Linked DNA regions of Homo sapiens: region 1 is linked to region 2. A link is an interaction called in ENCODE POLR2A ChIA-PET data of the cell type or tissue named here. Cell type or tissue: PC-3. All regions are shown on one strand. Links, peaks and the distances in the headings refer to the core of each region. The heading gives the core; the rest is flanking DNA. Region 1 overlaps PPP1R12A-AS2 (PPP1R12A antisense RNA 2). Region 2 overlaps OTOGL (otogelin like).

Region 1 (5,387 bases), core at 244-5,243, 390 kb after region 2:
AAACAATGTTGAACCCAATAATACAAAAATAAACAATACATACAGAACTCCAAAAGAGACTCAAACTTATGAGAACTTAATAAGTAGCAGATGTAACATCATAAATGATTAGAGAAGAATGGTTGGAACGGTTGGTTATCTAAATAAAATAAATTGGATCTCTATCTCACCACACACACACACACACACACACACACACACATAAATTTCAGGCAAATTACAAGCCCAAATAAAAGCAAAACCTTAACATTTTTAATAGAATGTAGGAGGCTATCTTTTTGATCTAAGGGTAAGGTAAAAAAAATTTAAGTAAAACACAAAGATGACCATAAAGGAAAATACTAATATAGTATATTATATTCAACTTTAAAAATTTTCTGCATAAAAAACATACACAAAAATGAAACAAGTCACATAATGGGAGAAGATATTTGAAATACATAGTACTGATTAGTTCCAAGATTAGTCCTAAAATATGAACTATGAATATGCTAATATTGGCTGAGCATGGTGGCTCACGTCTGTAATCCCAGCACTTTGGGAGGCCGAGACGGGCGGATCACCTGAGTCGTGAGTTCATGACCAGCTTGGCCAACATGGTGAAACACCGTCTCTACTACAAATACAAAAATTAGCTGGGCATGGTGGCACATGCTTGTAATCCCAGCTACTTGGGAGGCTGAGACAGGAAAATCTCTTGAACCTGGGAGGCGGAGGTTACAGTGAGCCAAGATCACGCCACTGCACTCCAGCCTCGGTGACAAGAGTGAAACTCCGTCTCAACAACAACAAAAACAGCAACAAAAAAAACAGAATGGAGCCCTCAGAAATAATACCACACATCTACAACCATCTGATCTTTGACAAACCTGACAAAAACAAGAAATGGGGAAAGGACTCCCTATTTAATAAATGGTGCTGGGAAAACTGGCTAGCCATATGTAGAAAGCTGAAACTGGATCCCTTCCTTACACCTTATACAAAAATTAATTCAAGATGGATTAAAGACTTAAATGTTAGACCTAAAACCACAAAAACCCTAGAAGAAAACCTAGGCAATACCATTCAGGAAATAGGCATGGGCAAGGACTTCATGTCTGAAACACCAAAAGCAATGGCAACAAAAGCCAAATTGACAAATGGCATCTAATTAAACTAAAGAGCTTCTACACAGCAAAAGAAACTACCATCAGAGTGAACAGGCAACCTACAGAATGGGAGAAAATTTTTGCAATCTATCCATCTGACAAAAGGCTAATATCCAGAATCTACAAAGAACTTAAACAAATTTACAAGAAAAAATCAAACAACTCCATCAAAAAGTGGGCGAAGGATATGAACAGACACTTCTCAAAAGAAGACATTTATGCAGCCAACAGACACATGAAAAAATGCTCTTCATCACTGGCCGTCAGAGAAACGCAAATCAAAACCACAATGAGATACCATCTCACACCAGTTAGAATGGCGATCATTAAAAAGTTAGGAAACAACAGGTGCTGGAGAGGATGTGGAGAAATAGGAACACTTTTACACTGTTGGTGGGAGTGTAAACTAGTTCAACCATTGTGGAAGACAGTGTGGCGATTCCTCAAGGATCTAGAACTAGAAATACCATTTGATCCAGCCATCCCATTACTGGGTATATACCCAAAGGATTATAAATCACGCTGCTACAAAGACACATGCACACAGGTTTACTGTGGCACTATTCACAATAGCAAAGACCTGGAACCAAACCAAATCTCCATCAGTGATAGACTGGATTAAGAAAACGTGGCACATATACACCATGGAATACTATGCAGCCATAAAAAGGATGAGTTCATGTCCTTTTTAGGGACATGGATGAAGCTGGAAACCATCATTCTGAGCAAACTATCACAAGGACAGAAAACCAAACACTGCATGCTCTCACTCATAGGTGGGAATTGAACAATGAGAACACTTGGACACAGGGTGGGGAACATCACATACCAGGGCCTGTTGTGGGATGGGGAGAGGGGGGGAGGGATAGCATTAGGGGATATACCTAACGTAAATGACAAGTTAATGGGTGCAGCACACCAACATAGCACATATATACATATGTAACAAACCTGCACGTTGTGCACATGTAACCTAGAACTTAAAGTATAATAAAATGGAATTTCCACAAGGGATATAACTGTGAGGCTGTGAAGCAACTGGAACTTTCGTATATTCTTTTCTTTTTTTTTCTTTTTAGGAGACGGAGTCTCGCTCTTTCGCCCAGGCTGGAGTGCAGTGGCGCGATCTCGGCTCACTGCAAGCTCTGCCTCCTGGGTTCATGACATTCTCCTGCCTCAGCCTCCCAAGTAGCTGGGACTAGAGGCACCCGCCACCATGCCTGGCTATTTTTTTGTGTTTTTAATAGAGACAGGGTTTCACTGTGTTAGCCAGGATGGTCTCGATCTCCTGACCTCATGATCCACCTGCCTCGGCCTCCCAAAGTGTTGGGATTACAGGCGTGCTCCACAGCGCCCAGCTTCATATATTCTTAATGTGCATATAAACCGCCCCCACTTCTTTGGAGAGGAATCTGGGTTTTTTTGTTGTTGGGTTTTTTTTTTTTTTGAGATGGAGTCTTGCTCTGTTGCCCAGGCTGGAGTGCAGTGGCAGGGTCTCGGCTCACTGCAACCTCTGCCTACTGGGTTCAAGTGATTCTTCTGCCTCAGCCTCCCAAGTAGCTGGGATTACATGTGCCTGCCACCATGCCTGGCTAATTTTTGTATGTTTTTAGTAGAGATGGGGTTTCACCATGTTGGCCAGGCTGGTTTCGAATCCTGACCTCAGGTGATCCGCCCACCTGGGCCTCCCAAAGTGCTGGGATTACAGGCGTGAGCCACCACTCCTGGCCCAAAATAATATCATATTTTACTTATAGAAACATATGTAGCAAAAATATAAAAGGACTTGCAGGAGAACGATAAAACAAAGGATAGTGATTGCTTGCGTCTGAAGAATGAAAAAGAGGCATCCAGAAAGCTTCAATAATATTATGTCCATTTCTTGAGGTTAGTGATATATGTTCAAGTTTTATATTATACTCTCTTTTTTGTATGCCTGAAGTAGTTCATAGAAAATTAATTGATGATGCAAAATGGTGATTTTTAAACTTATTTTTCTTTTCAGAGCCTTTTTTTAAATTAAAACTTATGCAGAATCCTAAGAACCAAAAGAGACAAGTAAATGTTCTACTAGAAGAGAGAATAGTGGGCCAGAGTTAGGTTCAGCTTGGCAATCTCTATTCTCCAACCTCATGCAGAATAGCCCATGAAAAGTTTTCTAGAGTTCTAGAAATCTAGAAGTCTAGAGTTCTAAATCCTTAGAGTTCCCAGCAGCACATCTGAAAATCACTGTTCTAGAAGGGTATCTATTTGTAAAATATTGTTAATAAGAATATTTAATATTAAATATTTTGATAATATATTAATATATAATTTTAATAATATTTAAATTTTTTTAATTTTAAGTTTAAAAGCAGATTATAATGCTGTGTGAAACCATTTATACATAATAGGTGTAACATGTGTCTGCTTATGTAGTAAAAGTTCTGTAACAAGGATATAGTCCAAAGCTAACAGTGGTATAATTGGATGGTGGAATTGCAGGTAATTTTACTCTTTTTATTTAACTATCTATTATTTTTTATTTTGCTATACTGAATAAGTTTGATTTAATAAGAGAAAAACATTAATAAATTGTTAAAAGAATTAGAAATAGGGTCTCTTTTAGAGATATAGCTGTAGAGTGCTGTCTTAAACATAGGCTATTTTAAGTTCAGTGCTCTAAAGTGAAAATTATGTTACACTTTATATTTAAAAATTAACTTAGCAAGAATATCTAAGAAATTTTTGAAAAATAACAATAATGAGGATGGATGAAATGTCCCTCATCATTATTTACAATAAAGCTACAATTCATGTAACTGGTATGTGCATAGATTGACAGATTAATGAAACAGAATAAAAAGTTGAGAAATGAATCCAAATACATATGAGAATTTAGAATATGATAAACATGACATTTCAAATCCTTAGGAATGCTTATAGCTTCTGCCTAAGATCTAGAAAACTGGAAATAATTTTTAATTTTGCTAACAACAAGAAAAAATAATGTACAAAATCATAATTTGTCTTGAACCACCCCCCCTCAAGAACTGAGGTAAGGCACCAAAATAGCCTGATATTCTAAGGAAAAATAGGCATCTTCAAGAGGAGAGAAGATGAAAGCATTGATTTACCTGTGGCAGAGCATAAGAGGAAGGCAAGCCCACCATACAAGCAGGTAAGAAGCTAAAATATTTAACAAATTGCTAAAGGCTGAGTTTGTTCTAGAATGAAATCATGGAACCCTTGAGAGCCCTAGACCCAAAGATGGTTTGCATCCTTTTGCTGGTTTGTTTTCACCAACTTCGCTGGATACAGATGAGAAAGACAGGAGTCAGGGTGGGATTTCATAGGAAGCCACCTTTTGCAGTATAGGCCTGGAGAGGAGAATGGCCAGTTCTGTGGTAAACACACAAAGCTCCACCCAGACCTTCTCCCCTAAGAAACAAAATACTTATGTTGTTAGGGTAAGGGCAGTAAACCTATCTCCCCCAGAGCACAGGTGACATACCATTTTATCTGGGAGAAATACAAAGAACAAAACCCTCCAACTCTGGAGGAGGGGAAAGAAACTATTATGGATCCAGTCCAAGAGAGGTTTCCTGCCTCTGGGTGAGGGATACGATCACTGAGAAAACTCCACTCCTAGACCCAGAGATATAGGGTCTGACTAAGTCTGAGGCTGGAGAAGGACCACAGAAAGTTATCCTGCCCTCTCTCTCCCCATCCTACCCTCTAGCAAGTGCCAAATAACAAGCACCAGGCAACAAGCAACCAAAGTCTACTTTTGGGGAAGAGGCAAGAACATGGAGAACTCTGAGGCACACATTTATAGAGAAGGTATAAAGTTAAGGAAGAAGCAGGACATTGAGGAAAAAGCCTCTGGAAACCAAATCCCACCCTACGCACAAGGTATATCTAGTGAAATCTAAAACTGGTGGTACATGGAACATAAACATAGCAACAGCAAAAGAGAAACCCAGCTCAATTCCTGACTATACTGACTAACCCTCTAGAAGCCAACAGGAGAAATGTCATTTCCAGTAATAAATAGTATTTACTACTATTTATCTCAATTTCTACTGTTCTACCTACTCTGTGCAGCAAGAAATTTAAAAGTACAAGACACAAAAAAAACAAAAAAAAAAGTTTAAACCCATTTTCAAGAGACAAAGCAATCAATAGAACCAGATTTGGAGATGACATTGATGTTGGAACTATCAGATATGAAATTTTAAATAATTATGATTAAATTGT
Region 2 (5,387 bases), core at 194-5,193:
TCCTCATGACTCAATTATCTCCCACCGGGTCCCTTCCACAACACATGGGAATTCAAGATGAGACCTGTATGGGGGACGCAGCCAAACCATATCAGTGTCCATCAACAGATGAATGGTGTATTAGTCAGGGTTCTCTAGAGGGACAGAACTAATAGGATAGATGTATATATAAACGGGAGTTTATTAAGGAGTATTGACTCACGTGACCACAAGGTGAGGTCCCACAATAGGCTGTCTGTAAGCTGAGAAGCAAGGAAGCCAGTCTGAGTTCCAAAGCTGAAGAACTTGGAGTCTGATGTTCAAGGGCAGGAAGCATTCAGCAAGGGAGAAAGATGTAGACGAGAAAACTAAACCATTCTAGTCATTTCACGTTCTTCTGCCTGCTTCCATTCTGGCCACGCTGGCAGCTAATTAGATTGTGCCCATCCAGATTGAGGATAGGGTCTGCCTTTCGCAGTCCACGGACTCAAATGTTAATCTCCTTTGGCAACACCTTCACAGGCACACCCAGGAAAAATATTTTGCATCCTTCAATCCAATCAAGTTGACACTCAGTATTAGCCATCACAAGTGGATAAAGAAAATATGGTACATATACATAATGGAGTACTATTCAGACATAAAAATGAATGAGATCCAGTCATTTGCCACAACGTGGACGTAACTGGAGGTCATCATGCTAAGTGAAATAAGCCAGGCACAGAAAGACAAATATCACACGTTCTCACTTATCTGTGGTATTTAAAAATCAACACAATTGAACTCATGGAGATAGAGAGTAGAAGGATGGTTACCAAAGGCTGAGAAAATGAGTGGAGAGGGTGGGAGGTGGGGATGATTAATGGGTATAAAAAATAGTCAGAAAGAATAAATAACACCTAGTATGTGATAGCACAACAGGGTGACTATAGTCAATAATAATTTAATTGTACATTTAAAAATAACTAAGATTATAATTAGATTGTTTGTAACACAAAGGATAAGTGTTTGAGGGGATGGATACCCCATATTACTTGATGTGATTATTATGCATTGCATGCCTGCATCAAAACATCTCATGTACCCTATCTCTTGCAATATGTAATATATACACCATGTACCCACAAAAATTAAAAATTAAAAAAATTAACTCAAAGTTGATAATAGACCTGATTGTAAAATGGGAAACCATAAAACCCCTAGAATATAACATATATAACATAGGAGAAAACCCAGATAGCCTTGAATAGGGTGATGACTTTTTTAGATACAACATCAAAGGCATGATCCATGCAAGAAAGAATTGATAAGCTGTACTTCATTAAAATTTAAAACTTCTACTCTGTGAAAGACAAGGTAAAGAGAATGAGAAGACAAACCACAGACTGAGAGGAAATCATTGCAAAAGATATATCTGATAAAGAATTGTTATCCAAAATATACAAAGAACTCTTAAAACTCAACAAGAAAACAAACAACTCAATTATAAATGCGCCAAAGACCTTAAGGAACACCTCACCAAAGAAGATATACAGATGGAAAATAAGCATATGAAAAAATGCTCCACATCTTACATCATCAGGAAAATGCCAATTAAAACAATAATGTGATACCACTACATATCTATTAAAATGGTCAAAATCCAGAACACTGACAATATCAAATGCTGGCAAGGATGTGTAGCAACAGGAACTTTCATTCACTGGTGGTGGGAATGCAAAATGGTACAGCCATTTGCAAGACAGTTTGGCAGTTTCTTACAAACAAAACATATTCTTACTATATGATCCAGCAATCACACTCCTTAGCACTTAACTATAGGAGCTGAAAACTGTCCACACAAAAACCTGTACACAGATGTTTATAGCAGCTTTATTTTTGCCAAAACCTGGAAGCAATTAAGATATCCTTCAGTAGGTGAATGAATTAATATAGTATATCCAGACAATGGAATATCACTCAACATTGTTAAAAGGTAAACTGAAGCACATTTAATTTTTTTTAATGTATTTGAGCAAACAATGATTCATTAAATGGTCAGCTCCAAACTACAACTAGTTTGGGGAGTTCAAAGAGGGAGTGCAAAGGGGAGGTTTTATAGGACGAACATGGAAGTAAAGCAAAGAAAATATTTGATTGATTGTGCAGCTGCCTTATTTGGTGCAGGCTCCTGGAAAGTCCCCAGTTACACAACTATAACAGTTGGTGGTTTCTGATTAGTTGAGCTTAAGTTTTCTTTTTCTTTCATATGGGCATTTACAAGAAATAGTCCAAGCTTTCTTTTTCCCCCCCTTTTTAACTGAGTCTTGCTCTGTTGCCCAGGCTGGAGTGCAGTGGCATGATCTCAGCTCACTGCAACCTCCACCTCCCGGGTTCAAAAGATTCTCCTGCCCCAGTCTCCCGAGTAGCTGGGACTACAGGCGTGAGCCACCATGCCTGGCTAATTTTTGTATTTTTAGTAGAAACGGAATTTTGCCATGTTGGCCAGGCTGGTCTTGAACTCCTGACCTCAAGTGATCCACCCACCTCGGCCTCCCAAAGTGCTGGGATTACAGGCATGAGCCACTGTGTCCAGCTTCAAGTTAAGTTTTGATTATGTTTGCAAATAAAATAAGGTTAAAGTCATATATGAGACCTAACTGACTTTGTCCACTTACAGATTCTTCAAGCCTGGTCTCTATTTTATTTTAGTTTAACAGCATTAAGAAGAAATGATCTATCAAGACATGAAAAGATATGGAGGAAATTTAAATGCATATTACTAAGTGAAAAAAGCCAATCTGAAATGTCTACATATGTATGATTCCAACTATGTGACATTCTGGGAAAGGCAAAACTATGGAGACAATAAAAAATATCTGTGGTTGCCAGGATTTGGAGGGGTATAGAGGAGGGATGCAGAGGCGGAGCACAGAGGATTTTTAGGGCAGTGACAATACTCTATATGATACTACAATGGTGAAAATATATCATTATATATTTGTACAAACCCATAGAGTGTATAACACCAAGAATGAACTCTAATGTAAATTATGGACTTTGGGTGATTATGATGTGTCAATGTAGGTTCATCAGTTTTAACAAATGTGCCACTCTGGTGGGGGATGTTGATAATGAGAGAGGCTATACATGAGTGAAGACAGAGAAGGTATAGATTAAATGTGTCTCCCACAAATTCTTATGTTGAAAACTTAATCCCCAATGTGATGGTCTCAGGAGGTGGAGCCTTTGAGGGGGTGATTAGGTCATGAGGCTGGAACCCTTGTGGATGGGATTAATGCCCTTATAAAAGAGACTCCAAAGAACTCCCTTGCTCCTTCCACCATCTGAGGACATAATGAAAAGATGGCTGTCTATGAACCAGAAAACGTGCCCTCATCAGACACCAAATCTGCTGGTGTGTTACTCTTGAACTTCCCAACTTCCAGAATAAGAAATAAATTTCCATTGTTGATAAGGCCGTACTATAGGACTTTGCTACAGCAGTCCAAAAGGGTTAATACAGGGAATATATGGGAAATCTCTGTATCTTTCTCTCAATTTTGCTATGAAACTAAAATTGCTATTTAAAAAATAAAGTACTTATTTCATTTAAAAAATTGATGACACGGCCAGGGTGCGGTTGCTCATGCCTGTAATCCCAGCACTTTGGGAGGCCGAGGCAGGTGGACCACCTGAGGTTACGAAATTGGCACCTGCCTGGCCAACATGGTGAAACCCTGTCTCTACTAAAAATACAAAAATTAGCCAGGTGTGGTGGTGCATACCACCAGCTGGGTGGTAATCCCAGCTGAGGCTGAGGCAGGAGAATCTTTTAAACCCGGGAGGTGGAGGTTGCAGTGAGCTGAGATTGTGCCACGGCACTCCAGCCTTGGTGACAAAGTGACACTCTGTCTCAAAAAAATAAATAAATAAATAAAATTTAAAAATTGATGACAAAGGTTGGATTTTTGCAACAGGCGATTGGATTTGTTACCCATCCTCAAATTCTAGGAATACTCAAAGGTCATTGGTGACTATAAATTACCTTACATCCATAGACTGTTTTACTCTTGAGTTCCTACAGCACTGTGGGATGAGTGCCCTCCAAGTTATTATTTCCATCTATTTTGTCATTAGGTTTATAACATACCATGCTTCTGTCACTATTAGTTTTAGTACCTCTGACCTTTCAGCTTCGAGCTGAAATTTGGGAGGGAAGATCTCAGCATCTTCCTTAGCAAAGAATGAAGCATAAAACTGATTGGGCCTCTGCTTTCTCTTCTTATGCCTCAAGACCTCTTTCAACTCATTGAACAGTGCTACTCTGGATTGGGCTCCAACAGAACTGTGAAGTAGGAATCTGTTTTCTCTGTTCTTCACTATTAAACTCCCAACCACCAAGAGCCAGTATTTTATCACCCCTCCTTTCAGTGCTCCTCTCTGACACAGAGCCTAACATGCTCATGTGACCCCATTCCTTCTTGCCCTAGGAGACACCAGTCTAATTTCTCAAATTCTTGCTGATAGTGCCAGATGACTCTAAGATGGAATGTACTGTTCTCAATTGAGTAGAAAGAGGCCTCAGATCTATCATAACTTAAATTTGGGGGACAGTTATTTGACTTCTCTGACCTTAATTTCCTTGTCCGAAAAACAATAATGGTAAAAATAAATACCACCAACTGATAATACCTGTAAAGTGAACTGCAAAGCACAGACAAGTGAATGATTAGATATTCTTGTTAGATTCTATAGGCACAGAAGTCAATGCTGCTTTTGATTCATTGTAACTTTTAAATGTCTTCTAAGTTAAAGGGCCATTCACGTTCACAGTGACATTAGTTGACTAGTCTATTAGTGACTAGTGACTCTTCAGTAACTAGTTGACTCTTCCTTTGCCTCTCACCACCATCATTCCCTCTGTTCTAGAGTATTTACAAGCCACAAGGTGTCTATCTAAAGGAGACAGCTAATATCTAAAGGTATAATTCTATGCTCCAAAACAGCAATACTAATTCAAGTGTGAATAACATGACCCTATTCCCACAGATCCTTTTTTTGGATAGAACTCTGCTTTTAATGTCTCCAGATAAACTGATTATTTTATTTTATTTATTTTTTTTAGAGAGAGCTTACATTTTAATAGGGGAAGTTGACCATGAGCTTGTAAGTATGTGAATAAGCAAAATAATTTCAGAATGTTTTAAGTGCTAAGAAAGAAAGAAGCAGGTAATGGAGTGAAAAGTACTTTAGATTGTGTGGTTAAAGCATACCTGTTTGAGCTGTGACTCTGCGGCTAACCATGGGATACTTTAGGCTCGTCTTGCCTTTTCTAGTTTCTATCAAATCTTAGTTTGCCTCTTAGTCTCTGCTTCCTATCCTAAATCTTATTATTCCTTTGAATTTAGAGTTGCTTTTTGTACATG

Evidence for each region. Peaks named below come from ENCODE experiments on the same cell type or tissue, not always from the same donor. Only the 100,000 strongest peaks of a DNase experiment are listed, where the experiment ranks them.
Region 1: POLR2A ChIA-PET joins it to region 2 with 6 read pairs; 2 of 35 experiments call an interaction of 5 or more read pairs at or near these places.

The regions. Positions count from the first base shown.
Region 1 is chr12:79,756,270-79,761,656 of GRCh38, reverse strand. The region is part of intron 4 of PPP1R12A-AS2 (PPP1R12A antisense RNA 2); the gene reads right to left. Among named protein-coding and RNA genes, the nearest start is that of PAWR, 68 kb to the right of the region's middle. In PC-3, for the core only: no CTCF peak of the experiment used is centred there; no DNase peak of the experiment used is centred there.
Region 2 is chr12:80,151,196-80,156,582 of GRCh38, reverse strand. The region is part of intron 1 of OTOGL (otogelin like); the gene reads right to left. Among named protein-coding and RNA genes, the nearest start is that of OTOGL, 54 kb to the right of the region's middle. In PC-3, for the core only: no CTCF peak of the experiment used is centred there; a DNase peak (open chromatin) is centred at 2,072; H3K27ac peaks cover 1,432 bases.